6 separate regions of the Homo sapiens genome follow, and regions 1, 2, 3, 4 and 5 are each linked to region 6. Evidence: chromatin loops called from intact Hi-C (ENCODE). Cell type or tissue: endothelial cell of umbilical vein. All regions are shown on one strand.

Region 1 (5,000 bases), 63 kb before region 6:
CTCTGTGAACCTACGAAAAACCACTGAATTGTATACTTTAAGGAGATGAATTGGATGGTATTGAAATTGTATCTCAATAAAACTGTTATCAAAAAACTTGAACTTCTTATTCAAGTTCTTACTGCAAATTTAATTTTTCTGAAACAAACATATATAATTAAAATGATCCTATTAAGTAAAATATAGTATTTTCATCCTCAGTGTTTATAGTTTTTCCTCTTGAGATTTATTTTCATATACTTCTGTGGAACAGTGTGTGTGTGTGTGTGTGTGTGTGTGTGTGTGTGTGTGTGTGTGTTGGGGGGATACATGGGTCCCCGTTGTCTCTCACTTTCTATTCATTCATTTGGCAAATATTGATCAAGGCACTGCCACGCTGCAGGTATTAAGACATTAAAAAATGAGCAAAACAGGCAAAAAGCCCTGCTCTCATGATGCTTACATGACTGGCTTCTCCTGCCTCAGCCCTACCCCAAGTCATCAAAACACAGGCTTATTTCCAAGATACTCACTTACTCAAGTGAGTGTAGATTTTTTTTTCTGTAAGAGATACATCAAGGAATATACAATATTTTTATTCCTATACACATCTACTTTTTACTCCCATTTTAATCTGCTTCCAAATTTCAATAACTTCTTTTATTTTGACAAACTAGTATGTCAACAGACGGTCAACAGAAGTTTTAGAATCTCCTTTGATTCTCCTTGTTTGTCCCGTTATTCTCTCATTTGCTAGATCTTCATTTTCTGCAGCTGCAAGGGATATAGGATTTCCCTGTGAACAATGGTATTTACCGTAATATAAAATATCTCCAAATCAGGGTTTGTGTTTATATTAGCAAAATAAGGAGCTACCTCTGTATGTACACTGTATGTATTTAAATACTGTATGTATATAAATATTACAAGTTTAACAAACATATTTACATACATAAAAAGTTGAATTGTATACTTAAGGAGTATACATACAAAAGTATACAACTTTCATATGTATGTAATTATGCATGTAAATATGTATGTATGTAACATGTGAAAGTATGTATGTAAATATTAGTAAAATATTACAACTTACAAAAAGTTGTATGTAAATATTAGCAAAACAAGAGCTACCTCTGTACTTCATGTTTTATACTTATGTTTTACATTTTTTCATTTATGTTTAACATTGATAAAGTGTTAAAGAAATCAGTGGTACCTTTAAGAAAAAAAACAATTACACATGAAATTATATCCACATTTATAAAAAAATGTAAAACTGGGAAAATACCGTAAACACCAACAGTTAAAAAAATTGATGTTATCTCGCTATATACTTCAACTTAACGTGGCATTGGATTAAATGGCCGTCACTTCTCTCAGTGACTCGGTTTATACTTGTTCAGTATAAACCTGAACTCGGTTTATACAAGTCCAGGATATACTTGTTCTTTCCACCTTATGGGAGTGTCACTGTGGGGATCAAATGGGGTTGTATGTTTGCAAGCCACTGAAAACCATGCCCACAAAAAAACCCCTACCAATATAAAGTCATGGTATTGTTAAAATTGCCTCTTTTCCTCCCTTTTGAAATGTTTGTAAATTTCAATTCAATGTCTAAGAGCTGATTAGCTTCTAAATCTGATGTGTGGCACATTTACTGGGGTCTCTCTCTCTGTGGGCCTTCTGTGCATCCCCGTGATACAGTGTCTGCTGGTCCTGTGATTACCATTTCTCACCAAGTAATGTAACTATATGTATAAAGATATCACTACCAAAAAGTTTATTAAGTGTTGTCTGTAGTTGCAAAAAGTTCAAGAGACCTAAATGTCCACTTAGAGGGGCTTCATTAAATAAATTAGGCCACACTCGTGCAACGGAATACTCTCCAAAACTTAAATATGATGCAACAGTGTTTTTATTGATATGTTACTAATGATATATTGGTAAGTAGAAAAAACACACCATCAAACAGTAAAAAATATGCATGTAAAATATATGCAAATATATTCAAAGAAAGGTGTTAAGAATATATGAGAATGCCCAGGGTTTTAGAAAAATTAGCCTATTTTCTGATACTTCTGAAAACAGCATTTATCAATTTTATAAATAGTAAGTTATATTTTAAAAACCATCTAGATTTCCAGCTGATACAGTTCTCTGTCTAGTTTGATTACAAAGTCTAAGTGATTAAAGGGCAGAAAAATCAGAAACAGATACCCGCTTGCCAACAGCCAATTTTCCCTTACTTACTCTCTTGTTATTTTGAGATGGAGTCTGGCTCTGTCGCCCAGGCTGGAGTGGAGTGGCGCCATCTCGGCTCACTGCAACCTCCGCCTCCCTGGCTCAAGCAATTATTTTCCCTCAGCCTCCGGAGTACTTGGGATTACAGGCGTGTGCCACTATACCAGCTAATTTTTGTATTTTTAGTAGAGACGGGGTTTCCCCATGTTGGCCAGTCTAGTCTCAAACTTCTGAGCTCAAGTGATCCACCTGCCTGGGCCTCCCAAAGTGTTGGGATTGCAGGTGTGAGCCCTTACTCTCTTTAAGTATCTACTTGCACATCAAATGAGAGGATCGTAAGCACAGATGCCTGCAATATTGAATCAACGTCAGATTCTGATTTTTTTAGGGAAGATATCAGAGCTTTACAAAAACAAACTATCGGTCACCATTTCTTCAAATAATTTCTGCAATTTTCAGCAAGAAGTAGATAAAATAGAGCCACGTGTCCAAATTTTCTACAGTTCTATTTATGCAGAAATAAACATGGGTATTCAACCCTAGGCAGTGCACTGACGTCACAGAGGGAGCTTTTTTTTAAAAAAACAGCGTGCTGTGACTCCTCCCTGGGAAATCCCGATTCAGTGGGTTTCGGTGGGAACTGGAAGTCTAATGTAAGTAACTCCACAGGTGATTCTGACGCAGGGCTGATTTTTGTAACTCTTAATAGTAATTTAATGCAATGCCCACCAGATGGCACTCATGCTCCCATAATAGAAAGGCAAGTTGGAAAACTGCTCAATTTGTTAAAGGCTGTGCTTCTTCCTCTGCAGTGTGTCTGCCTTTGAAAGTCTACACTAGGCCGGGCCCAGTGGCTCACGCGTGTAATCCCAACACTTTCGGAGGCCCAAGCGGGTGGATCACCTGAGGTCAGGAGTTCGAGACCAGCCTGGTCAACATGGCAAAACCCTGTTTCTACTAAAAGTACAAAAATTAGCTGAGTGTGGTGGCAGGCACCTGTAATCCCAGCTACTCAGGAGGCTGAGGCAGGAGAATTGCTTGAACCCAGGAGGCGGAGGTTGCAGTGAGTTGAGATTGCGCGCACCACTGCACTCCAGCCTGGGTGACAAGAGCGAGATTCCATCTTAAAAAAAAAAAAAGTCTACACTAAGTGACTCATTATTGTCTAAAAATAACAAATGGGAATATAAAATGTTTGTTTTACTCACGCCTCCGCAGTATGGTCCAGAGGATGGAGAGCTGGCGTTGGGCCCATCATAGAGTGTGAGATAGTTCTGGACACAGTCTCCTGGATCGTCAATGCTGATGAAGTAGAAGTTGATGGTGACAAGCCTTCCAGCAGGAGCAACAAGGACCCACTCGCAGTACGTGTTGTTTGGGTATGTGCCTGGATAGCCGGGGCTGGTGAATGAGCCTCTGTCTCCATAAAGAGTTCCACCACATCCTGCAAGGAAAACAGGACAGGAAGTTTGATTCAACAGCATATAAGCCGTCCAGTCTGGCTTGTTAGGCAATAAGACTTTATTTTCTTAAGGTGCTGAGACTCTGCAAGAATAATGGAGGCAGAAATCCCTTTTCCTTTTCCTCTTCTTTGGGCTACACCCTTTCTCCTCTCTTCCCCTCTCTTCCCACTGCCACCTCCACCTCTTCCATCCTCCACACACGTGCCTTTGCCTGCATATCACAACCCAGGGATAACTTCCTCCAGGACTGTACTTTGAAAATTGGGGGTTGAGAGCAGAATGGAAAAAAAAAAAAAAAACAAACTTGATAAAGTAACTGTGGGAGAAAATCAAGTTGTTGTCTGTGTGCTTTCGATGGTGTAGAGATCTTTGCATGCCCAGAGTTGACGCCAGTGATGTGAGTGAAGTAAAATTAGAAGTAAAATTCAGCACTAAACCAAGAGGGAGTGCGTTATTGTAGGTGACGGCAGGAATGACTTCATTATAAAAGTGACTTTACCAGGCTAATAACTGACATACTTAAGGTCAAATACTTCAAGTTTTGGTGTTAATTTGTTCAATTTGTTAATCTGTATATGAAGGCTGTCATGATTTAGACTATATATCTGTGGAGATCCAGGTCATCTCTGGGACAGGAAGAAGCTGGCTGGCATAGTTACAGAGCACGTGGCTGGGCCTCTGACCACTGAGGTCTAATCTCACCTTCACCTCAGTCTAGTGGAGCATTTTGGGCAACTCATTAATCTTGGTGGGTTTTTTTGTTTGGTTGGTTTTTTTTTTGAGATGGAGTCTTGCTCTGTCGCCCAGGCTGGAGTGCAGTGGCACGATCTTGGCTCACTGCAAGCTCCACCTCCCGGGTTCATGGTGGGTTTTTTTTGTTTTGTTTTTTTTTTTGAGACGGAGTCTTGCTCCGTCACCCAGGCTGGAGTGCAGTGGCGTGATCTCGGCTCACTACAGCCTCCATCTCCCAAGTTCAAGTGATTCTCCAGTCTCAGCCTCCCGAGTAGCTGGGATTACAGGCATGTGCCACTACACCCAGTTAATTTTTGTATTTTTAGTGGAGATGGGGTTTCACCCTGTGGGCCACACTGGTCTGGAACTCCTGACCTCAGGTGATCCACCCACCTTGGTCTCCCAGGGATTATAGGTGTGAGCCACAGCACCTAGCTTAATCTTGGTGTTTTATTTGCTCGTTGATAAAATTTGAGCATTGGAGGTCACCTTTAAGCTTCCTTTGGGTGCCAAGATTCCATTACCCACGATTATCTTTATAGAACGCTTTTCTTAAGATATTTAAAGTGAGTTCTGTTTATCTTT
Region 2 (5,000 bases), 370 kb after region 6:
CTGAGCCTCCAATGAGGAGAAAATATTACATTTTGAGACAGAACAGTGTATGTGTTCATTCTCATTTTTCAGACTGTGCCTTGGCTCTCTCTGCATTTGAGAAAAGAAACTGATTACATATCCAGCCATCCTTTGATGGCCTCATCAGCTACACGAAGGCCCAATTAAAGTTTTAAAATTATTGTTTTCCTTTAATGTTATTAATATGGTTTGGCTCCGTGTCCCCAGCTAAATCTCATGTCAAATTGCAATCCTCATGTGTTGGAGGAGGGGCATGGTAGGTGGCCATTGAATCATGGGGGCGGACTTCCCCCTTGCTGTTCTTGTGGTAACAATGAGTTCTCAGAAGATCTGCTTGTTTAAAAGTGTGTAGCATTTCCCTCTTCATGCTCTGTCTCTCCTGCTGCTGCGTGAAGAAATATTTGCTTCCCCTTCCCCTTTCCACTCTGATTGTAAGTTTCCTGAGGCCTCCCCAGGCACCTTCCTGTACTTCCTGCAGAACTGTTAGTCAATTAAACCTCTTTTCTTTATAAATTTATACTAGGTAATTTATGTAATTACCCAGTCTCAGGTAGTGCTTCATAGCAATGTGAGAAGGGACTAACACAGTCATTTACTCAAAGTAACTTTCCTTGATCTTCTTCTTTACTTTGTTTCCTTATCCTACCTTACTTTTCTTCTACACACTCATTACTATCTATGTTATTCCGTATTTATGTGTTTGTTTACTTTATAATTTTCTGTGTCCTCCATTAGAATGTAAGTTTCATGCCAGTAGAAGCCTCTTCTGTCTTGTTCACTGGAGTATCTTCGGTGTTCAGTTCATACTGCCTGGCACAGAGTATGTGCATAACTTGTGATTATTTTGAAAGAGTAGATAAAATCTGTGGTAGGCCAGCCTCCCCCATACATACCTAAAACCAGTCCTCAGAGTGGAGGATGGGGATAGAGAACTAATAACATTATAGACACTTCACAATCATCCTACAAATAAAGCATTATCACCCCCATTTTGCAGATAAGGAAACTGTGGTTTATAGAAGTTAAGTAATATTGACAAGGTCATTTGGCTAGTAAATTACAAAGCTGGGCTCTGAATGCAGTTACACACTATATGTCCTCAACCACTATAGAGTATTAATAGCAAAAAAAAAAAAAAACTCTCTAGCTTGTAAATAGATGAGGTTCTGGGAAACACTGGACTAGTTCAATTTCCAAACTTCTTGAAAGTAATGACTCTCACCATCAAGCTACATAATCGCTAAATTATAAAACCGGCAGTGTGAAAAATCCTAAAGCACTTCTGAATTGTCCACCTAACAACTGATTACATCCTCTTCTGCAAAGGGAAATAAAACTGTTTGCTAATCAGGCCTCAGAAAGGCTTAAGTGTTCCACACCGAATATCAGAAATCGGGAAAATCATTAAGTCATTACCTCGTGCCAAATTGAATGCTACAGTGTACTTTTCTGGTATTTTAACCTGTCTAGCATCTAATGACTCAGAAAGCATTTCTCTTATTTAATCCCTCTCAGCGTTTTTTTTTTCCTTACTGAGAAGCTACTATTAACCTCTCTTGTAAAGAAAGTGAGTCTCTTCAGATATCTGTCAAATAATTTTATGTGGTTAACCTAAAGCACAGCTTTTTCTAAAAAAAAAATAGAAGGATCGTTCTGGAAAGGAGACAAGAAAAAGCAGTCCAGTGGGAAGAACATAATTGTCTTAGCATACCCGTTGCTGGCAGATGCATGAAAAAGCCACACAAATGAGACACCAGCATCTAAAATCAAATGCCTGTCAGCTTAAATTGTAGTCTTTGGTAAACCTGATCAATTATTCAGCCTTCTTACACATTTAATAAAGCTCCAGAACAGAGCCCAGAAAATAGTTGCATATAAAATATTCTTTGAGAAATAAATTACGCTTTAGTAGAAAGCTACAGTCTTTACCTAAGCTAACTCGGATGATACTCCAAGTGAGCTATCCTTCCTGCTTACTTCTGCCTTTTTTTCTTCAAAGGGCAATCCTTTTTGAATTGGCATTTAGCATGGTAGTATTAGGTTGGGGGAAAAAATCGTGTTTTTTTGCCATTAAAAGTAATAGCAATAACTTTCGCCCCAACGTAATAGTTGCTTCATTCCTGGAGAGTGGGATCTGCTTGGTTTACCAGCCAGAGGGCTTGACAAAATCTGACTTTAGTGTCTTCGAATGTCCTTTTCTAACATCTGCACAGAAATATCTTCATGGGAGAAAATCATCTTTTTCATTAAAAAATGTCAGTGTGGGAGTATGGGGAGAGGAAATAGGGAGAGAAAGAGAAGGAAAGAGGCGCACACATACAGAGACAGAGAGAGACAGGGAGAGAGAGAGGGCAAGAGAGTACTGCCTTGGGGTCACTAACACCCTTGAAGATATCTCAGAAGATTGTTCCAACCAAGTAAAAATGTAGACAAAAAGTCGCCGCTCCTTCTTCAGACACAACGGATCTTGTGAAGAGCCTGGTAGGGCAAAAACTTGAGAGGCCATTGTGGTGTCCAAAGAAATACTGACATCTACTGGTGGGTTCGGAAGTCACAGGACTTTTCCAAGGGCCACATTTAGTTGCACGGAATTGAAAGTATTAAAATCCAGTGGATACAATTAGGCATTCCTGAGGATCCCTTCTAAATAAATTTTTAAAATTAACTTATGACCATCAAGAGCATTTCTGAATTGTCTGTTCTTTAATCCACCAGATAGATAATCATTGACTTAGTCTCTGTACCTGAAATATTTCACACAGTCCAGGGAAGAGTAAAATGAACAAAATTCCTTTCTCTTTATGACCCCAGGACCTACCTCATCAAAAACGGTGCTTTGAAAAACAGCAAGAAGAATGGGAAGCAATATTGCTCAGTCAGAAGATAAACCTGTGTTCACATCCAGGAACTTTCATTTATTGGCTGTGTAATTTCTACCAAGTTACTTTGTCTCCCAAATCTCATTCTTTCTCAGCTGGAAATGAGAATTGAGGATACCTGCCCTGAATGACTCTGTCAGTAATTAGAGACCACGAACTCAAAGTGCCTGTGGTTCACATTACACACTGAGTAATTGCCGGGCGCGGTGGCTCACACCTGTAATCCTAGCACTTTGGGAGGCCGAGGCGGGTGGATCACCTGAGGTCAGGTAGTCGAGACAAGCCTGACCAACATGGTGAAACCCCATCTCTACTAAAAATACAAAAATTAGCTGGGTGTGGTGGCATGCACCTGTAGCCCCAGCTACTCAGGAGGCTGGGGCAGGAGAATTGCTTGAACCTGGGAAGTGGAGGTTGCAGTGAGCTGAGATGGCACTACTGCACTCCAGTCTGGGCGACAAAGCAACGCTCCATCTCAAAAAAAAAACAAAAACAAACAAATAAAAGAAACAAAAAAACTCAGTAATGGGATTGTTGTTACATTTAAAGGATAGAAACATCCTGGGACCACTTGCTTCTTGATTGACCAAGCTGTGATTTAGGAGAGTACTTCTCAAACTTTAATTTGCACTCGACTCACTAGGGAATCTTGTTAAAATGAAGGTTCTGTTTCAGCTGCCAAGGGCGGGGCCTGAGATACTGCATCTCCAGCAAGCTCCCAAGAGATATTGATATGCTGGCCTGGGACAGCACTGAGTAGCAAGAATCTGTGGGGTCCAATCCCCACTAGAGGTCAAGAGCATTGAGGTGGCCCCTGTCAATTGGCTTCCTATGTGAGGGGAAATAGCTCTCAAAATTTCAGTTGTTTCAAAGTATAAACAAAGTGTACATAAGAAAATTGCCAGGAAAGATGGGTTTGCCTAATGTAGAAACACTAAAAATTGGCCGGGTACAGTGGCTCACACCTGTAATCCCAGCACTTTGGGAAGCCAAGGTGGGTGGATCACCTGAGGTCAGGAGTTCAAGACCATCCTGGCCAACATGGCGAAACCCCATCTCTATTAAAAATACAAAAAAACATTAGCTAGGCATGGTGGCACGTGCCTGTAGTCCCAGCTACTCGGGAAGCTGAGGCAGGAGAATCGCTTCAACCCGGGAGGTGGAAGTTGCACTTAGCCGAGATTGCACCACGGCACTCCAGCCTGGGCAACAGAGCAAGAGACTCTCTCTCCAAATAAATAAATAAATAAATACTAAAAATTTACTTCACACCCATTCCCAATATACAGATTCTACTTATCATGATAGAGAAGAGGTGTTTGGGTTCTGAATCAGAAATGCCCCCATAGGTTAGACATGGTAGGTCACACCTGCAATCCTAGCACTTTGGGGGGCTGAAGTGGGAAGATTACTCGAGCCCTGGAGTTTGAGACCAGGCTAGTCAATGTAGCGAGATCCTATCTCTACAAAAATTTTAAAATTAGCCAGGTGTGGTGGTGCATGCCTGTAGTCCCAGCTACTCAGGAGGCTGAGGTGGGAGGATCGCCTGAGCCCAGAAGTTCATGGTTGCTCCAGCTAGGGTGACAGAATGAAATCCCAGTAGTTAATTTATTCTGTTTCAGCTTTAGGCTTTCTGTAGAATCTGGCAATGGCAAGCAATTAAGCTAAGGGGATCTGGAGTCACAGGTGAATTTGCATCCTGACTCGGTAACTTGCCATCTGCCAGGTCATAGACAACTTCCTTAACTTTTCTAGGCCTCAGATTTCTCAGAGTATATTGTGAATATTGTGAACAATTCAATGAGATAATACAGATAACACATTAGCACATATACTGCTCAATAAATGATTGTATTATAATTATTTTTAGACAAAATAATGCAGCTGTTATTTCTCCCCAGCACACTTTTTTTTGAGAATAGAGTCTCTCTGTGTTCCCAAGACTGATCTTGAACTCCTGGGCTCAAGCGATCAGTCTCCAAATTAGCTGGTACTACAGGCAAGAGTCATCCCTTAATTTTTAAGTATAGCACTATGGCTTTGGGGAAGAGTGTGGTAGAGAAAGCAGTGGAACAGCACAGAATGCTGTTTTGCAGGAAG
Region 3 (5,000 bases), 320 kb after region 6:
GGAGCTGAGAAATTTACCTTGGGGACTCTGACTCCAGAGTCCCACTTTTTTTCCCTGAAAGAATGAATGAAATGTATTTTCTCAGTTCAAAGGACACAAAGTATCAAATTTGCCTTTTTTTTTAAACAAACTCTGTCTTCCAGACCGGAGTGCAGTGGCATGATCATAGCTTACTGCTCACTGCAGCCTAGTCCTCCAGGGCTTAAGTGATCCTCCCACCTCAGCCTCCTGAGTGACTGGTACTACAGGCATGCAACACCATGCCCAGCTAATTTTTAAAAATTTTTCATAGAGATAGGTTTTTGCTATGTTGCCCAGGCTGGTCTTGAATTCCTGAGCTCAGGTGATCCTCCCACTTCAGCATCTTGAAGTGCTAAAATTATAGGCATGAGCCACCAGACTTGCTTTCTTTAATAAAACAGAGCTCTCAAAAAAATGGATCTCCCCCATCTCATGAGAAAATTGAAACATTCCACTGAAGGAGAATTAACAGAAAAGTAAACATAGCTACTTTTTGTAATCAGAAAACTTGCTGATGTATACTCTTATTCCAAACCCCTGGATGATGTCATTATGTCAACAGTCCTTTAGGATTCCTCAACCCAGACATAAAATAACAGTCAGAGCACTAGCATATCCAAAAATGGTATTGCTTTATTTTTTAAAAATATATTTCTTTTTTGAAATATCAATCGAATCAATTTTATTCTCACAACAATCCTGAGTAAATATTTTTAAAAAATATATTTTTTGAGGAAACAGATTAAAAGCTTTAAAAAATGTGATTCACTGAAAATCAAATAGTGAATACATGATAGAGTCAGCACTAAAAAGGCAGATATATCAAAGAGAGACTGAAATAAGCAACTCATTTTTTGCATCGACTTCGAAACACCTCTTTACCATCAGTGTTTGTAATAATCATTCTTGATCTTTATACTTCACATTTCTTGGTAATCCAAATGCTTCATAAATTCTCTTACACATCCTGAATCTCTTGCTTCATTCAGCGAGATAATTCCTGGTGAGCAGGAATGCATATGGTTTTCAGATGTAGAAACTGGGATCTCCAGAGACAAACAAGTTGGCCATGGCAATGGGATACAATAATCTTATAGGATTTTACAAACCTGATTTGAAGTTTTGTCCTAATATGGAAAGGTATGCCTTTTCTCACTAGAGAGATTATTCTAGAATTTTAGAGCCATACCAACATATTTCACGGTAACCTAGTGATCTGGATTGCCCCTCTCTGAGAAAGCAAAGATTCTGCAAGCAATTAGTCCTTCAAATCAAATTCCTGGCTTTTACAAACTGCTTCTCTTTTGAATTCCAAAAGTTAACTAATTCTTTTCTATCTATTCTTCATTTCCTCATAAGCGAACACTCACCAGTTTCCCCATTTTCCAACCCTATGGTTTTCTTATTCTACGTGGCCACAGACAGGAACAATTCACTAGCACAGTGGTTCTCAGAATCACCTGGTAAGTCTTGTAAAAACACAAATTGCTGGGCCCCACGTACTCCCAGAGTTTCACATTCAGTTGGTCTAAAGTGGGGCCTAACAGTTGGAATTTCTAACAAATTATCCGGTGATGCTGATGCTACAGGTCTGAGTAGCACATTTGGAAAATCACTTCACTAGTACACCCCCGACGTGTTGTCCTGATGGATCCTTCCAAAAAATTGTTCAGATGCCAAGGCTTGTGAATCGCACACATGGTACTCAATGCCTGGGCCTCACATCGAAGGCTTCTATATTGAGAAGAAAAGAAATATTTGTCATGACTCATTGCCTTTTTCAAGCTGTTCCAGCTACAAAATTAAAACCAGAAAAGGACTCAATTGAAAGCAAAATAAAAACAGCTCAAGTAACACTGTCCAAATTTTGAGACTTATGGCATGATTTCTGGAATTAGGACAAAAGGTATACTAGTGATTCAGGTAAATCCTTGGCTGACCACACTGGAAGCTGGCATCTCCAAGGCTCCCGACAAACCCTGGAACCCAAGCCAAGTTGCTCCTGCACTACCCCAGAAGCCAGCTCAGGTCCTTGGCTTGTGGCTTGCTTTTTCTGTCAACAGTAAGTTCTTCCATAAAGCTCTCCAAACACATTAGCAACCTATAACTCTTTTAATTAACTAATTTTTCTACAACTTCTCAGCTATTTTTAACACAGAAAAAAATGTCAATTGTCAAGAAATAAATGCTGTTGGGCCATCAAGCAGGTAGGCTGTAAATCTGAACCGAGAACCTAGCCAATGAATTTCCTTAGGATTTCTTCCTTTTGTAATAGCAACACTCAGTGGAGATTTTAATTCCATTTTTCATATATTTGGGGAAAAAATACGGCATTTTATGTCATAGCATAAAATTCTTCAGCATTCCATTTTAGTTATTAAATAATGACTAGTATTTGAAACAGCACTGTTACATTAAGTAAAAAAAAATTGGCAAGAAATGTCAACTTAGACATTTAATAAGATAATAGTTCTGCTTAGAAAATGAGGTGTTAGTTCTGCCTTTAACGTATCAACATATTGTAGGAAATACTGACCTTTTATTCTGATCACCACGAGTCCATTAAATTTCAAAATGTGGGACAGCCAATACATAATATACTACTAAGTAATAAATCTATGTCATCCAAAGGGAGCTTTGCTGTCTGAGTCCAAAAAAAAAGAAAACAGAAGCATAATGGTAAGGTTACTGAACACTCAGGTCTTGAAATAAGTCATTCTGTTATGAGCATGAGTCACCAAAACTACTTCCTTAGTGATAAAAGTTGCCTAAGTAACATCAATGCCTCCCTATGCTAAGAAGGATATGGGCAGTGTGTTGGGTTTCAGACCCACTAGTCATAGTCATTTCCTTTACTTAATTGCTAACTGCCCTTCCTGGCTGTAGTTTGGGGCCTGTGTTTTAGGTAGTAACCCAGCAACTAGTTATTATGCTATATTTTATCAAGGAGAACAAAACAGTAAATTTTGTATTTCCATGGATTTCAGAGTAAAAGTCAATGTTATTTCACCAAGGCCCTCTGACTTAAGGGAGTTATTGTGAAACTGTTCAACTAGGTCTCAATGTGGCCACATCATTATGCAAGACTCAAAGGCAAAATATTTAACAGAGAAAAGAGGAGCAGATTGGGAGCCCTCTGAGAGGAAGGGAGGGGTGGTATTCATTTCTGCGTCCTTAGCACCTAGCAGGGAGCCTGCTCACCTAAAGATTCAAAACGCAGGCCGCGCAGGCGCAGTGGCTGATGCCTGTAATCCCAGCACTTTGGGTAGGCCAAGGAGGGGTCACTTGAGCTCGGGAGCTTGCGACTAGCCTGACAACACGGCAAAACCCTGTCTCTACAAAATATATTTTAAGAAAATTATCTGGGCATGGTGGCATGTGCCTGTAGTCCCAGCTGCTCAAGAGGCTGAGGTAAGAGGATTGCCTGAGCCCAGGAGGTCGAGGCTACAGTGAGCTGTGATGGAGTCACTGTATTCTAGCCTGGGTGGTATTGCAAGCTCCTGTCTCAGAAAAAAAAAAAAGACTCAAAATACATCCACCAAATGGGGTTTGCTGCTTCTTTTCAAAATAATCCAATCTATGAAGTAATTGCGCCACTGCTGAGTTAGGATTTCATCAGGCTTTGCTGTTATTGATGTTGTTGTTGCTGTTGAGATGGAGTTTTGCTCTTGTTGCCCAGGCTGGAGTGCAGTGGTGTGACCTCAGCTCACTGCAACCTCCACCTTCTGGTTTCAAGTGACTCTCCTGCCTCAGCCTCCCGAGTAACTGGGATTACAGGTGCCTGCCACCACGCCCTGCTAATTTTTGTATTTTTAGTAGAGACGGGGTTTCACCATGTTGGCCAGGCTGGTCTCGAACACCTGACCTCATGATCCTCTCACCTCGGCCTCCCAAAGTGCTGCGATTACAGGCATGAGCCATTCATCAGACTTGTTAACACATATATGCCTTTGTTTTTCCCTTATATTTACCATGGGACTGTGGTATTTGCTGCTGTTCCCCTTGCAGACATCTGAAGTATATTAAGCATGCTCTATTTTAAAATCTGACATACAAAAGCAATGAGATTAGTATTGCATGAGAAAATTTAAAAACTGGATAGTAAGCACACATGTATTATCAGTATCGCTGTTGGGTTTGGCCTTGAGAATCTTGGTTGCCTATAATTCCCTGAGCCTCCTCTCATTTCCAAAAACTCCCCCATAATTCTTGGATTGCACAATAGTACTACCATGAAGGACTAAAATGTTAATAAATCTCCCTAAAAATCAAACTAATAGATGGTAAGTATAGGGAGAAGTTGTTTTTAACTGATATAAGTATTGCATTCCAAAAATGTGGTTTTATTTCTTTTCTACTAGCAAATGGGGCAAAGCATTTTTATTCACTTAATCATATGCAAGATTCAAATGCCATAATTATCCATTCATTCTGGTGGGTTGAGTCAGAATTAAGAAATGAGATCTCCACAGAAAACCCCTAAAACTGTCTATGGACTTCTTGATGATTCATTAAGGGCACCATATTCTCTGAATCAAAATGGGTCCTGTTGCTGCATCAGAATAGGAAAAAAGTAGACCAAAGAGACAAACATCATGATAACAATGCCAAAGAGATTTGGGGACATCTCCAATGGTAGCACAAAATTACTATGGCATATAAAGTACTACAGCACGGTGAGGTTTAGAGTTCGGGGACTGGAGCCAGAAGTCCTGTGTTCAGGTCTGCCACTTCTTGGCTAGATAAACTTGAGTAAGCTACTTACCTTCTCTGTGCCTCAGTTTCTTCATATGTCAAACCGGGCTGTCGTGAGGATTAAATAAGTTAACCCATGGGCAGTACATAATGATTGCTTTCATATGTCATAGGCACTCAATATATGAAAGCAATCATTACGGTTATCATTAGCCTTTCTATCCAGGTCAGACTCCAGTTTTAGCAATCATATCAAAGTGTGCCTGGTGATGATTGTTTGGGGT
Region 4 (5,000 bases), 110 kb after region 6:
GGATAGATTAATTTAGTGGTACTTTCTGGTCAAAATTATACAGTACTAGGAGGGTGCAGCACACCAACATGGCATATGCATACATATGTAACAAACCTGCACGTTGTAATTCTGGTAATTACGGTAGAAACTTAACTGTCTTCGTATTTCTAAAATTTGAAAGAGGTAAAATAGCTTCCCAATTCCATTTATTTATTCCTTCATTCACTCATAAGTGTTTATTGAGCATCTGCCCATAATACAAGCAGTGCTATAGAAGCCAAGCATATTTAATATCTCTTGAAAAAAAGAAAGACATTTATAGACATAAAAAGTGTTATTGCCCACATGTCTTCTTGCAAGTTATTAAACCCTTTTTGCTTCTCCTTCAGTTTACTAAGAGTAATTTCAATAAGTTTTTATTTGAAGAAAACAACCTGAATACTATTCTATCCTTTACATGTTAATCACTGGTAAGTTACAAATAAGAATAAATAACTCATCCTGCCATTACCAGTCATATTTGCGACTCTGGATGCATGACAAAGGGATAACAAACAGGGAAGGGAAAAAGAGATGGAGAATACACAAGTCTGGAGAGGAAAGAAGTTATATAAACCAATACCCATCAGGAAATAACACAGGCAGGGATGTTTAGACCACCAACATCCTTGTCGTCATCCGGTTACCTGTCTGGTTGAATGAACAATAAAATGTAAAAGAAATACAGAAGTTTTTAACACCGGTCATTCATAATCTAAAATAGATGACAATGATTTAGAAAAGCCTTTCAAAAGAAGATAAAAGAAGATAATTTAAAAGATGAAAATACCAGCCAGGCGTGGTAGTTCACACCTGTAATCCCAACACTTTAGGAGACCAAGGTGGGCAGATCACCTGAGGTCATGAGTTCGAGACCAGCCTGTCCCAACATGGTGAAACCCTGTCTCTACTAAAAATGCAAAAATTAGCTGGGCGTGGTGGTATGCGCCTGTAATCTCAACTATTCAGGAGACTGAGGCAGGAGAATTGCTTGAACCCAGGAGGTGGAAGTCGCATTGAGCCGAGATCACAGCACTGCTCTCCAGCCTGGGCGACAGAGCAAGACCCCGTCTCAAAAATGAAAAAGATGAAAATACCAACCAAGAAAGGAACAGTGACATGAGGAATAAAGAGTTTTGAGAGAAATAGACACAGTGGCTCTTTGTCACTTTGGTAAGAGAAAGTTTTCATGGAGTAGACACGATTTTAGAACTGCTTAATTGGCATGTTAGATTGCAAAACTTTTGGAAACATTATAGTGTAACAGAGGAAGCATGGGCTGTAGTTCAGACAAATGGGTTCCTAAACTGGCTGTGATAGTTCCTAGGTAAGTAATCTAACCTTTCTTTCATCTATAGCTGTATGAATACTTACTTCATAGGGTTGTTACATAGAATGAATGAAACAATCCAAAGTTTTTAGCTAAATGTTGTGCATATCATAATCCTTTCACACATGCTGTGTATTCTATCTTTACATTTTTTTTTTACTCTTTTCTTTTGAAACAGGATCTTGCTATATTGCCCAGGCTGGTCTTGAACTCCTAGGCTCAAGTGATCCACCTTTCCCTCCCAAAGTGCTGGGATTACAGGTATGAGCCACCACACCTGGCCGTGTTTTGTATCCTCACAAGACTTTATCCCCAGATTTGAGACAAAGACTTGGAGCTAGAAGAGGAATTACTGGTTAAAAAGCTATCATGAATAGCTAGAGAAGAGGTAAGAAATTGGTTTTTCATTAAGGTGCACAAAAATTTTTTAAAAGACAATCCATATTTTTATGGTAGTTCAGTTCTCAAGTGCTTTTATTTTATTTGAATTATTTTTATTTGAAATGCATTATTTTATTTGAAATTAATCATGACAACGGGAGGCAGGTAACAATGATGTCAGGCCCATTGTAGAGGTGAGCAAAGTGAGGTTCAAGAAAGCTGTGGAACATGCTCATATCACTTAGTGAATGGCAGATGTGGGTACAAAACCCTATTGTGACACCCACCCTCCCCGATCCTGACCTCCACTTCTGTGTTCTCTCTCCCCCATGCCTTGCCGAGAACTTCAGCTCAAAGGCACGGAACTAACAATGTTGAATGCTGCCCTCATTACTGTCCTGTCCCTCCACTGAAGACAATCACCATAGCAACCTGGAAAACGTAAACAAAGCAAAAATCTTTTAATTGACTTTGAGGCAAAATCTAACAGAATACATCATTAGACATCAGCTGAACTGGAATAAAATAATGCCCTGAAGAGAAGCCTATGTTTTTCAGTTTTAAAGAGTTAATCTTTATAAAAGTTTTAGAGCTGGTGACTGATCATCTGTTTGCCTTGATTTTCCTCCAAACTCTCACTCATCTGCCGAAAGGAAGTGCTTGCTTTATCTGCAGGAAGCACATTGATCTGCTGAACTCATAACAACCAAGAGTTACAAGCTGTTGCTAAACCTGCTTACTTGTGTAGATAACTTAAAATACCTTCATAAAAGAACTTCACTAATATTGTTTTGGTTTTTGTCCAAAACAAGCCATGAGTTATAAAATTCCAGTACTGAAACATTTAATAATAATCTCCTATGTAGGTACTATCTTTAAGTTCGTATCTGTGTGTTTTTAATAAGAGCTTTAATAAAAGCAAACCAGTAATGAAACAGCTAAATGGAATCCAAGGCACAAAATTTAAAAAGTAACTGCTGTATTGCCCGGCGACTGCTCAAATGCAGTCAGCGCTTTGCTGGCTGGCATTTTCCTGAAACTATATGCCATAAACTGATGGCATCAGGAGGAATAACATCTTGAAATACACATGGCTAAAGCCCAAAGAGGATGGCAGAAAAGGAAGAGAGAAGTGATTCATCACCGACACCCTCCCACCCTTATCCCTTCATTCCTAAAGGAAATGCCTGGGAAATCAACAGTTGCTGTTAAAACGAAGCCAAAAGCCAAGGCACAGTGAAAGAGAATTAAATTTTAAAAGTAATTAGTGAGGATGTTCACGTGCTTCATTAAAATGCTCAATTTATATTTTAATAGCTTTTTTTCTATAACTTAACAATAAAAACTCTTTCTGCTCTATAAGACCTTGAGATGTGCTTCATTGGCAAGGCCAGTTTGCCTTCATTGTGTAAAAAGGCGGCTTGTGGGCTGGGCGCAGTGGCTCATGCCTGTAATCCCAGCACTTAGGGAGGCAAAGGCAGGCCGATCACAAGGTCTGGAGATCGAGACCATCCTGGCAAACATGGTGAAACCCTGTCTCTATTAAAAATATAAAAAATTAGCTGGGCGTGGTGGCAGGCACCTGTAGTCCCAGCTACTCAGGAGGCTGAGGCAGGAGAATCACTTGAACCCAAGAAGTGGAGGTTGCAGTGAGCTGAGATCACACCACTGCACTCCAGCCTGGCAACAGAGTGAGACTCCATCTAAAAAAAAAAAAAAAAAGGCAGCTTGTGGAGGAAGGGAGGACACAGAAGAGAAACTGCCAGCAAGGACCCTTTTGGTAAGGCAGGTGTGATGTGAATTGGTAACTAAGAGCTCAGAATCTGGGGAAGGCCCAACCCAAGGCAAAGTGAACTATTTCCTGGAGTGAGTATACAGGCCTCACTTCCGATACATCTATGAAACATAAAAAAACGTAATTACAAGGATTTTGAACAGAAACTTTCAGGTCAGGGAGGGTGGGGAAGTGGACAGGAATATGTGCTCCTTAAAATGGCCAAAGTTGTCCAAAGGTGACTGGCATGTAATGAGAACCACAAAAAGTCAGTAATTCCTGGTTTGATGTTACCAGTTAATTCCCCAACATTTCACAGGTATGTGGCCAAGTGATAGGCATCTGTCCTACTAGGGTCACTAGTCCTCTCTGAACACAAGGCCAAGGGTGGAGCTCCTCAAATTCATAAGGACATGAAGCATGTGCAGATGGATTTTTCTGAGGGATTTAGTCAGATAGCATGTATTCTGTGAGGAAGGGGACACAAACTGGAGTGATCACGAGATGAAATCAAAGAAGAAAATCAAGTAATATAAAGGCCAAGGAACATAAAATTTCCTTGAGAAAAAAGAAGGAAGAAAGAAGAGAGTGAAAAGGAAGAAGAGGACAAAACATCGTGACTCCAGGAGAGGAGAGAGTTGTCCCTGTATTGGGTTGAACACTGTCCCCCGAGACTTATGCCTACCAGGAACCTGTGACTGTGACCTTTTTGGAGGAAAGGGCCTTGGCAGATGCAGTCAAGTTAAAATGAGATCATACTGGATTGGGGTGGAACTGAAATCCAATATTCTTGGTATCCTTATACGAAGAGGGAAATTTGGTCCCAGACACCAAGAAGGAAGAAGGTCATGTGTGGATAGAGGCAGAAATTGGAGTTATGCATCTACAAGGCTTAGAAAGCCAAAGACAGCCATCAATCAACAGAAGCTAGAAGCAGCAAGGAAGGGTCTTCCCTAGAGCCGTCAGAGGGATGACCCTGCCAACACCTTGACTTTGGAATTCCAGCCTCCAGAATAAAGAGAACAAATTTCTGTTGTCCCATGCCACCCAGTTTGTGGTACTTAGTTACAGTAGCCCTAAGAAGCTAATGTATCCTCATTCTTTCCCTGATAATTGAGGTGGCCAAACTCCCAGGTAGGTACAAAATGGTAACAACTATTTGTGTGGTATTCAAGGAGTGCACATTTGTAAACTTTCTGTATTCCATCTTGTAATTATTACTTCCTATTTGTCATCTTGAGGTTTAGAGGATGGTTGGTCAAGGGTAAGATTTTCATGAAAACAGAAAAGGTCTATTGTTGAGAAAACTAGCAGCAAATACAGGGCCAGGTATCACATCAGGAAGAAACAGGTAAACCCAAGAACCAGGGAGTTAAGTCATAACGATTTTTAGTGTTGGAGAGTCAATGAACGTTTAGAAAGTTTCATGTTCCATGGAGACTTCATCCTTGCCCCATATTTTGTGATAATCCATTTTATTCGACTAATTTCTAT
Region 5 (5,000 bases), 360 kb after region 6:
AGGGTGGGTCCTCAGTTGAATTTTTTCAAACAAAAGAACAGCCTGAAAACTCAAGCTGCAGGCACAGATAAGGGAACTTGAACAAGGGGGTTGCTTGAGACATGCCTACAGCCACACAGATAAGAAACACTACACAGGTGACTTGTCCAGACATGCCTGCAATGGAAAATTCTGTCCCCTAACATGTGCACACCAAGGGGAACAAAACAATACGGAGTAACTCAACCTAATGGCCTGCATGTGCATTAGGAGGACAGGGTGGAGCTACCAGAAATCCACACCTTATGCAAATGAGATGTCTAGCCCTCATCGGTTTTTTATAAAAGCTTTTGCATTCAATTGTAAAAATGGCAACCCTTTTCCAGGCCCTTTCTCCACAGCAGAGCGCTTTCTTCTTTTGTTTATTAAACTTTTGCTCCAACCTCACCCTTTGTGTCCACACTCCTTAATTCTCTTGGTCATGAGACAAAGAACTCCAGGCGAAACCTCATAACGAGAGACTGCTACATTGTGGTGTATTGGCTAGGCTGTAACATGATCTGCCTAATCATGTTGAAACATCTAATCATTATGAAAACTTAAGAAAAAAATAGGAATATAAAGACTTTTCTTAACTTGGTAAAAGATCTATAAGAAACCAAACTTTGGGAGGCTGAGGTGGGGGTTCACTTGAAGCCAGGAGTTCAAGACCAGCATGGTCAACATGGTGAAACCTCATCTCTGCTAACAATACAAAAGAAATTTAGCTGGGCATGATTGTACATGCCTGTAATCTCAGCTACTCAGGAGGCTGAGGCTGGAGAAACACTTGAACCAAGGAGACAGAGGTTGCAGTGAGCAGAGATTGTGCCACTATACTCTAGCCTGGGTGAGGGAGTGATACCCTGTCTCAGAAAAAAAAAAAAAGAAAGAAACCAAGAGTAAATATAAAAAACAATACTGAAATAATATAACTAGTCCCTATAAGATCAAAAGAATACCCACTATCCATCCCCACTCCTATCCAATATTGTACCACAGGAAAAAAAAAAAAAAAGGTCAGGCACAGTGGCTCATCCCTGTAATCCCAGCACTTTGGGAAGCCAAAGTGGGAGGATTGCTTAAGCCCAGCAGTTTGAGGTTAACCTGGGCAACATAGTGAAACCTTATATCTACAAAAAATTAAAAATTTAACTAGACATGGTAGTCCATGCCTGTAGTCCCAGCTACTCAGTGCAGGTAGGGCTGAGGTGGGAGGATGGCTTGAGCCTGGGAAGTTGAGGCTGCAGTGCACTATGATCATATCACTGCATTTCTGGCTGGGTGAAAGAATGAGACCCTGTCTCAAAAAAATAAAGACTTAAAAGGCATAGTGGCCTGGCACAGTGGCTCACACCTGTAATCACAGCACTTTGGGAGGCTGAGGTGGGCGGATCACGAATCAGGAGATGGAGACCATCCTGGCTAACACGGTAAAACCCCATTTCTACTAAAAAATACAAAAAATTAGCTAGGCATGGTGGTGGGCGCCTGTAGTCACAGCTACTCAGGAGGCTGAGGCAGGAGAATGGCGTGAACTTGGGAGGCGGAGCTTGCAGTGAGCTGAGATTGTGCCCCTGCACTCTAGCCTGGGCAATAGAGCAATACTCCATCTCAAAAAAAAAAAAAAAAAAAAGGCATAGTAATAGAAGAGATTAAAATGTCATGAATTACAAATGATACTATTGCTTATTTGGAAAATCCAAAACTATTTACAGGTAAATTATGTATAAAGAAAAGCAAAAGGCCAAGAGGAGATAAGACACCCCAGACAAGATAAGATAAGATAAGACAAGATAAGATAAGATAAGGTAAGGTAAGATGAGATAAGGTGAGAATGGGATAAGATAAGGAGAATATCAAGATAGAAAAACACATCCTACTAGATACGGCTGTAGTAAAATGTAATAGTGTAGATTGGTACAGAAACAGGCACCAAGGAAACATAATAAAGCACTCAAGAATGAACCCATGTGTATGAAATTTTATTTTTGATAGAGCAAGCATTGCTGTAACATGCATTAATTAGAAAATTACCTCGAGGAGGACCCTTAAAAGGGAGATGCCAGCATTATATAACCAAAAGTTTTTCTGACAGTTTTCTGTAACATGTACCAACATTCTCTTTCTGTCCCCTGTCTTCTGACCTGAAGAAATGTGTTCCTTCTTTAAGGAAAAAGGATGATGAATGGATGGTTTTAATGTCCCTTTATGACTTTTCAAGGATTTCTTTGACAATACACAGATTTCATACCTAATTGTCCACCAACTACAAACAAAATTAATTTTAGATAAATTCATAGTCTGAAGTTAATTCTGGAAAGCCCATATTATGTTTGACAATCTTAAAAACGTTTCTCTTTCTATTTGTTGCCAATTTCACCCCACAAATCTTATCTTTGAATTCCAATTAAATATGGATAATATAAATTACCATTGTAGAATCCAGTGTATGTAGGGTTACGGGTGTAGTCAGATAACTGAATGTTCTCCTTACCACCTCCAGATAAATTCTCTTCCCCTCTGTGATTCACTGATCATAAATCGGTTTACTGTGAGGAAAAAAAGAAATGGATAGGTTGACGTTGTCCCCAGGTGGTAGGTAGGATGAACTGCCTATGAAACAATGCAATCCACTCCAGGCAGTACACATTTCAAAATGCTTCTCCCTATGGGGTTTGACAGGTACAGACAATTGTTGTTCCAAATGCCATGTGCTTTAGCAAATCATTCTGCCTATTGTGAGTAGTCACCTTTCAAGCCACGAGTTACCATTTGAGTTCTTTTGCCTCAAACTGATGGAGAAAATGAAAACAGAATGTCACCCATGCAGTTCCAGTCTGTTGTATTCAAGAATTTGATATATTCAGACCTATGCCTGGCTTTCAGTACCATGAGCTAATGACATTTCTTGGCTTGACTATAAAGTTCTCTTGACAATACTGTGTGGATGAGATTTTACCGTTTGTGCTAAAGTCAACAACAAAAGCAGGACCTGGTAATGCCAACAACTATCTAAAGAAGGTCGATCAGAAAAACGACAAGGTGGCCTATTCCAAAGCAACTCTGCATTCTTATAATTTTGTTAATGGACCTTCTTTTTAATAGGTTTCTGCAAATAAAGTTTGAGGTTATAAAATGTGAGCCTACTAGAATGACACAAAGTTGAATTTCAAATGTTGTTTTTTTGGATGTTCTAAAAATACATTGTAAATGGATTTCTGCTAAGGATGGACTACTGTCTTCAAAGCTAGAGAAGATAAATTGTGGAATCAAGCCAGCTGCTCAGAGAACATAGAGAGGTTTGGGGTCTCTGGTTATGCATACTAAGTGCAAAGCTATCACGTGGCCCAGAGGCGGGCAGGCCTGCTTGACTTTAATAATCAGTGCCTGCAGTAGGTAGCCTGTCCTTGGGAAATGGGTGTCTATAGCTTTGGGCCCATGTGTAGCCTCTGGTTGGCTACCATGCCCACTCCATTTTTATGCTCATTTTCCCAGTTCCAGAGAGATCAATGCTGAGGCTGGCTAATATTAATTGGCTGTGTCATTTTGTCCACTTGACTGTTCAGTGTGACTTCTGTGGTGGGATGCTCTCTGGTGGCCATTAACATGTGATACAAAAACTTTGTGTACAAAACTTTTTGGATCACATGTTAATGTTTTCATTGCTGTGCATCTCCATTTTGTCCATCCACCTGCCTCTACCCCAGCCCTCCTTGTGTCTAATGGTCTGGTCCTTTTCTTTACAGGCCTTTGACCCGCTAGCCATGCTGTTCGTCTCAGCCTAGGGATATCTATATAATCTTACCTTGGGTTCCTTCTCCTTCTATGCCAGAAACACCACTTGCATCCTGCTCATTAGGAAACTTTTTTTCCCCTCCCCATTATCTTTTTTTTCTTTTTGAGATGGAGTCTTGCTCTGTCGCCCAGGCTGGAGCGCAGTGGTGCAATCTTGGCTCACTGAAACCTCTGCCTCCTGGGTTCAAGCGATTCTCCTGTCTCAGCCTCCTGAGTAGCTGTGATTACAGGCACGTGCCACCGTGTCTGCTAATTTTTGTATTTTTAGTAGAGACAGCGTTTCACCATGTTGGCCAGGGTGGTCTCGAACTCCTGACCTCAGATGATTTGCCCACCTCGGCCTACCAAAGTGCTGGGATTACAGGCCTGAGCCACTGTAGCCAGCCCCCACTATCTTCTAAGGCCACCTCTGAATATGTCAGCAATGGAACCACCAGGTATTTTCATCATATACCCACAAACTGAGCCAACCCATATATAAACCAAACTCAAGTTGTTCCTCGTTCATCTGGTTGTGTGGCATCTCTCCCCATAGGGCCACGGGTGTGAGCTGGGGAAGGGGGATTAATGCAACCATGGATGGTGACTTGGGGACCTCTGGGCTGCCTGATCCTGCAGCTTACCTGTGCTCTCTGGCCCTGTTCAGGCTTAACTTGGGATGTATCATTTTCATCTTTAGTAAGATGCAGTAACGGTAACTATTCCTCAATGATGTGATTCTCTGCAGATGACATGGCCTTCCTTCAGAATCCAGGGGTCTGCATAGTATTTTTCCTGTTTGGACTTTCTATAAATGACACACTACATCTTTTCTCACCGAGGACCCCTCCGACATCAAAACGTCAGCTGGATGTTATGGCCAATGAATCAAGGCTGCTCATTCCATGGGCTGGACCTGCTGCAGAGTCCTTCCTTGGGTGTTATGGCCAATGAATCAAGGCTGCTCATTCCATGGGCTGGACCTGCGCAGAGTCCTTCCTTGGGTGTTATGGCCAATGAATCAAGGCTGCTCATTCCATGGGCTGGACCTGCTGCAGAGTCCTTCCTTGGATGTTATGGCCAATGAATCAAGGCTGCTCATTCCATGGGCTGGACCTGCTGCAGAGTCCTTCCTTGGATGTTATGGCCAATGAATCAAGGCTGCTCATTCCATGGGCTGGACCTGCTGCAGAGTCCTTCCTTGG
Region 6 (5,000 bases):
AGATATTCCAAATGGAAGAAGCAAGAATGAAGAGAATAAAGCTCTGATTTAAAAACATACATATGTGCTTAATAAGAATATTATACATTTTTAGAAAATGCTGCAGAGTTTTATGGACTGAGTCCTCGTAATATTACCACAAATCTACTGCAAATCCCTTAATATTAAGATATTAAGAAAGGATAAACGAGCAATGATAGAATATGGTTCATGCAGATAAAGAAATAAAACAGATAAAAAATGATTTGTATCTGATTAGTACTTTACACAATTAATGTTTTTAAAATGTCTTATTATTAGAAAACTGCTATTTTCATTACCATTGTAATCTAGCCACAACAATGGTTGCTTTTTAAAACTAGCTGGATTTATTAATCCCAACTCTTATCAAATTCTTACATGCATCCCTGGTTTTCGAAACAGAAAGAAATATCTTTTCACCACTAAAATGATTTGTTTTCATATAACCATTGACTAGTTAATCCACTTCACTCTCTGATCTATCAAGCACGAAAATATCTCTATCCTTTTAAATTGACATTAAAACACACACAAGTACACACGTGCACACTTACACAGTGAACCACCTGCAGACCTAAGATTTGGTCTAGGGTTGTCTTTCAGTACTTCCTTTCCAGCACTCTCTGATTCAGTCTGAAAAACCTGTCTACTGTATTACTTCCTCTAATTCCTTTCCTCAAACTTTTCCCTAAACAGTGGTTTGCCATGAGTGGCTACACTTGATTTAACTCAGCCAACAGGCACACACCATTGCTTCTCTGACTTGAAAAATGCTACATTTCCCACGAATCTAATAGTGTACAATAGCTAGAAAAGGAGATCCATCCTTCCTAATCAAAATTAGGAAAGAACATTCCCAAAGAAACTGGCTCCCAAAGTTGACTTAGCATGAGAACCCTCTGGATGACAGTTAAAACATGCAAGACCGGCCGGGCACGGTGGCTTATGCCAGCACTTTGGGAGGCCGAGGCGGGCGGTTCACGAGGTCAAGAGATCAAGATCATCCTGGCCAACATGGTGAAACCCCGTCTCTACTAAAAATACAAAAAAAAAAAAATTAGCTGGGCATGGTGGCACACACCTGTAGTCCCAGCTACTCGGCAGGCTAAGGCAGGAGAATAGCTTGAACCCAGGAGGTGGAGGTTGCAGGAGAATGGCGTGAACCCAGGACGTGGAGGGTGCAGTGAGCCGAGATTGCACCACTGCACTCCAGCCTGGCGACAGAGTGAGACGCCGTGTCAAAAAAAAAAAAAAAAAACAGGAAAGACTTCGTCATGGAAATTCTGAATTCAGTTGGGCCTGGAGTGAGGCTCAGGAATCTGCATGTGTTTCAAGCCCCCCACGGGATTTTGTGGTCAAGGTGCCACAGGCCAGCCACACTGGTTGTTGCTAACGAACTAGCCATCTGCGCTTCTGCCCAATATCAGCCCACTCTGGATGCCAGGCTTATTTCTAGACGTTGGTTAGTGCCCCTCATGGCTTTTATATCACTTCTCAATTCAGTTCTGTTCTCACTGCTATTTGGAAGAAAGGTGTCTTCTTGGGATTAGGTGACTCATCCTCCCCGTAGACCCCCATACTCCTCCCCTAGACCCCCAGGTTTAGCCAACCCTGCCTGCCTGTGACAACCACACTCCCGCAAAGACCTCTGGGTTTGGTTCTTAGGGCTACTTACGGCTAACAAAGGACGCGGAGAAGCCCTGAGCTGGTGCCTCCTGAGACTGGAAGACGGCAGTGAATGTGTTACTTGGTGTGATAACGGGACCCGGAGCCACGTTCCCACAGCCAGTGGCTAGCAGGGCTTTGTCCACCTCCTCAGTTCCTGCCCACACCTAGCACGGACATACACAGAACTTTAATGCTCAAGGGTTTCCCATCAATATTTTAATGCACTTAGGTTTCAAAATAATGGCACTCACACGTATACAGAACTAAGCATAAGAGTAAACAAAACATGGACAAATCTGTAGTATTTTCTTTTGAGAATAATTTTTTTAAAGCTGTTTTTAAAATAGCATGTCCCATTCTTGACTTCTCTAAGGAGATGGTGTTCCTTTTTGCATAGCTGGGTGGTGATTTTTTAAAAATCCACCTTCCTGGATCACTGTTCGGTTTCCTCATAACTTCTAGTTGCCCTGACCTAGCCGAGCTTCCCGGGTGCTGAGGGAGACGGAGCAGCCAGGTGGAACTCAGCCCTGCTCCTGGGAAGATAGCAGATTGTGGTCACAGCTGGACAACACCAGCAAGCAAGAGGCACATCGTGGTGCATGAAGAAAGTGGGCATGAATTCCAAGTATACGTATAATCAGCATGAAATGGAATAAATCAGAACACTTCTTGGCTGTGTGGAATTGTAGGGTCCATTTTGATGAAAAGCTGACATCCAGTCAGTGTGTGCTATTCACCAAAAATTTGGTTGGCAACTCCCAAGTAGACCTGGGCTGTCACTTAATTGGTCTGGCCACCTCGAATGACTGAATTTATATACTCATGCAAAAAACAGTTGCTAGGAAATAAACGGTGAGCACCAAAATTCCAAATCAAACCAATTCTTATCAGTCCAGGGAAAAACAGAGACATGAATCACAGAATCATAAATTTACATGCAAAATTCCAGCTATAAACAAGGCATTATGATGGGGCTGTTGAGAATATATAATTGGTGGCTTTACCTAACTGGGGGAAGTGAGCCTGCCCCGAGCGAACCCCGATGGCAGGAAAGGCCGTGGCTAGTTCAGAGAAGAGAGAGAAAACCAAGGAGGAAGGGGTGAGGAAGCCTGCAGAGGGGGCTGCAGGACACGTTAGAGACTCGGGCCACTGTCCTGAATACAGCAAGGAGCCACCAAGAAGATTGGTTTTTGGAAAACATTACAATTCGGAAAATAGGAGTCAGAAAGGATGCCGGAAAACAGTCAGGTAGGTTTTGCCCTAGTTCAGGTGAGAGATCATGGTTATCTACAATGCTGAGTCACTCAAGGAAAGTATGCATATTAGGTAATGAATATACAAAACTTGGGGGAAAAAAACCCCAAAAACATTAAACATATTAACCAGAGAAGCTCGTCCTAGTTCAGAGGTCTCAACTAGGAGCAATTTTGGGACCTCTGGCAAGGTTTGTAGTCATTTTTCTATTGTCACACTCGGTGTGATGGGTAGTATCTAGTGGGTAGGGGCCAGGACTATTGCTACACAATCTGCAATACCCAATATGCCCTTTCTATCAACAGACAACTATCTCAAACAAGGATGTAGTTGGATGTGTATTAATCTTACTTGACTATTCAACATTTTCTTCACATGGAATGATACCAAATTACTCATTCCAAACACATCTCTTCTCAAGGATATTCCTCACCCACAGCAATAAAACATCAAGTCATTAAAAACATTTCTATTGGGAAATCAGTCCATAGCAAGAGATGTGAAATAGCACTGATTCATAGCATTGGTTTAATAATTCTCAGCTCTTTAAAGCCGTATTGTTTCAATTGATTTTTAAGCACTGGGTATCCAGCTGTTAGTCATCCTACTGAAGACAAATTATATTAGCCATTTATTAGATAAGGGAGGTGCCTGGCGCTGGACCTACTGAGAACAAAAGTGCAGATATTCTGCCAAATGCCTAAGATCAATAAAAATGTCAGGAAAAAAAATGCACCTACTCAATTTTACTTAATGATCTCTAATTAGATTTCCCCCTAATAATATATCCAAGGAAACAGTATATGGCAGTTTTTTATCCACATTTCATAAAATTATAAACACAATTTATCAATAGATAATCTGTATATATATTTTATATATATATGTATTTTTTTGAGACAGTCTCACTCTCACTCAGGCTGGAGCGCAGTGGCACAATCACAGCTCACCGCAGCCTCGACCTTCTGGACTCAGGTGATCTTCCCACCTCAGCCTCCCAAGTAGCTGGGACTACAGGTGCGTGCAACCATGCCTGGCTAGTTTTTTGTATTTTTTTGCAGAGATGGGGTTTTCCCGTGTTGCCCAGCCTGGTCTCAAACTCCTGGACTCAACTGATCTGCCTGTCTTGGCCTCCAAAAGTGCTGGGATTACAGGCATAAGCCACCATGCCTGGGCCATATACTATATTTTTACAAACATTACTAAACAGGCAAAGTAAGAAGGGCTAAAACTTAATAAAGAGCCTCAAGTTCTTTAATGAAGGAATCCAAGAATGCTTAAGTGCTTATACTTTTCTGAAGTCATTAATTATAGATTCGACAACTCTACCTTTTGGCCTGGGAACATAAGTTTAATAATAATGATGATAATGGTGATGACAATGGTAAAGAGTTATTCAATATTCATTTCTGCCTTGCCTATCAAGAACTCATTTCATTGGCTATATGACAGAGGACTCATCAAAACTATATTGAACCTACAAAATGTTACTTAACTGTCATCAGGTCAAAAACTTTCTGATTTTTCTTAGTGTTCTATATAATTCAGTCAGGTTGTAGGTTATATTTTATCATTCAACTATTTTTTAAACAAATGTTTACAGACATAATTGCAGATTCACATACATTTGTAAGATATAATATGGAGAAATTCCTTGTACACATTTCTGAGTTCCTCCAATACTGACATCTTGCAAAACTGTAGTATACTATCACAACCAGGTTACTGGCATTGACATAACACCAATTTTACTCAGTTTCCTAGTTTTACTTGAACTCGTGTGTGTGTGTGTGTGTGTGTGTGTGTATTAAGTTATATACAAGTTGTACACAATTGCATTCAAGATACTGAAATTCCAATACCACAGGAATCCCTAAGTTGCTTTTGTTGTTTATAACCACACACAATTTACTCCTACATTGCCTTCTCTCTAACCTCTGGCTCTCTGCTTTCCATTTCTAAAACACTATCATTTCAAAATATTATATAAATGGAACAGCAGAGTATGTAATCTTTGGAGGCTGCCTTTTTTCACTTGGCATAATCCCTCAGTGATT

The links. Hi-C counts contacts between places; a loop is a spot of excess contacts. Peaks named below come from ENCODE experiments on the same cell type or tissue, not always from the same donor. Only the 100,000 strongest peaks of a DNase experiment are listed, where the experiment ranks them.
Region 1: it touches region 6 in a loop (4-fold over the local background); 2 of 110 quality-filtered maps call a loop at or near these places.
Region 2: a loop joins it to region 6, with 9 times the contacts of the local background. A loop is called at or near these places in 29 of 110 quality-filtered maps.
Region 3: a loop joins it to region 6, with 6 times the contacts of the local background. A loop is called at or near these places in 7 of 110 quality-filtered maps.
Region 4: a loop joins it to region 6, with 4 times the contacts of the local background. A loop is called at or near these places in 8 of 110 quality-filtered maps.
Region 5: it touches region 6 in a loop (5-fold over the local background); 35 of 110 quality-filtered maps call a loop at or near these places.

What each region holds. Positions count from the first base shown.
Region 1 is chr10:16,825,377-16,830,376 of GRCh38, forward strand. CUBN (cubilin) reads right to left here. Exons shown (of 67, transcript NM_001081.4): 66 at 3,429-3,664. Among named protein-coding and RNA genes, the nearest start is that of RSU1, 10 kb to the left of the region's middle. In endothelial cell of umbilical vein, a CTCF peak has its summit at 2,956 (motif pointing right); DNase peaks (open chromatin) are centred at 2,975 and 3,525; H3K27ac peaks cover 1,668 bases.
Region 2 is chr10:17,255,339-17,260,338 of GRCh38, forward strand. No RefSeq gene overlaps it. Among named protein-coding and RNA genes, the nearest start is that of VIM-AS1, 28 kb to the left of the region's middle. In endothelial cell of umbilical vein, a CTCF peak has its summit at 2,566 (motif pointing left); a DNase peak (open chromatin) is centred at 2,523; H3K27ac peaks cover 388 bases.
Region 3 is chr10:17,213,610-17,218,609 of GRCh38, forward strand. It overlaps VIM-AS1 (VIM antisense RNA 1), which reads right to left. Exons shown (of 3, transcript NR_108061.1): 2 at 2,558-2,665; 3 at 630-1,755. Among named protein-coding and RNA genes, the nearest start is that of VIM, 12 kb to the right of the region's middle. In endothelial cell of umbilical vein, no CTCF peak of the experiment used is centred here; DNase peaks (open chromatin) are centred at 502, 1,682 and 2,842; H3K27ac peaks cover 3,764 bases.
Region 4 is chr10:16,993,996-16,998,995 of GRCh38, forward strand. The region is part of intron 28 of CUBN (cubilin); the gene reads right to left. Among named protein-coding and RNA genes, the nearest start is that of CUBN, 130 kb to the right of the region's middle. RefSeq lists an enhancer at 2,334-2,478 and a cis regulatory region at 2,397-2,414. In endothelial cell of umbilical vein, no CTCF peak of the experiment used is centred here; DNase peaks (open chromatin) are centred at 2,326 and 2,616; H3K27ac peaks cover 4,591 bases.
Region 5 is chr10:17,247,340-17,252,339 of GRCh38, forward strand. No RefSeq gene overlaps it. Among named protein-coding and RNA genes, the nearest start is that of VIM-AS1, 20 kb to the left of the region's middle. In endothelial cell of umbilical vein, a CTCF peak has its summit at 2,586; a DNase peak (open chromatin) is centred at 2,642.
Region 6 is chr10:16,888,675-16,893,674 of GRCh38, forward strand. It overlaps CUBN (cubilin), which reads right to left. Exons shown (of 67, transcript NM_001081.4): 55 at 1,697-1,853. Among named protein-coding and RNA genes, the nearest start is that of RSU1, 74 kb to the left of the region's middle. RefSeq lists an enhancer at 2,597-3,796. In endothelial cell of umbilical vein, a CTCF peak has its summit at 2,799 (motif pointing right); a DNase peak (open chromatin) is centred at 2,827; H3K27ac peaks cover 446 bases.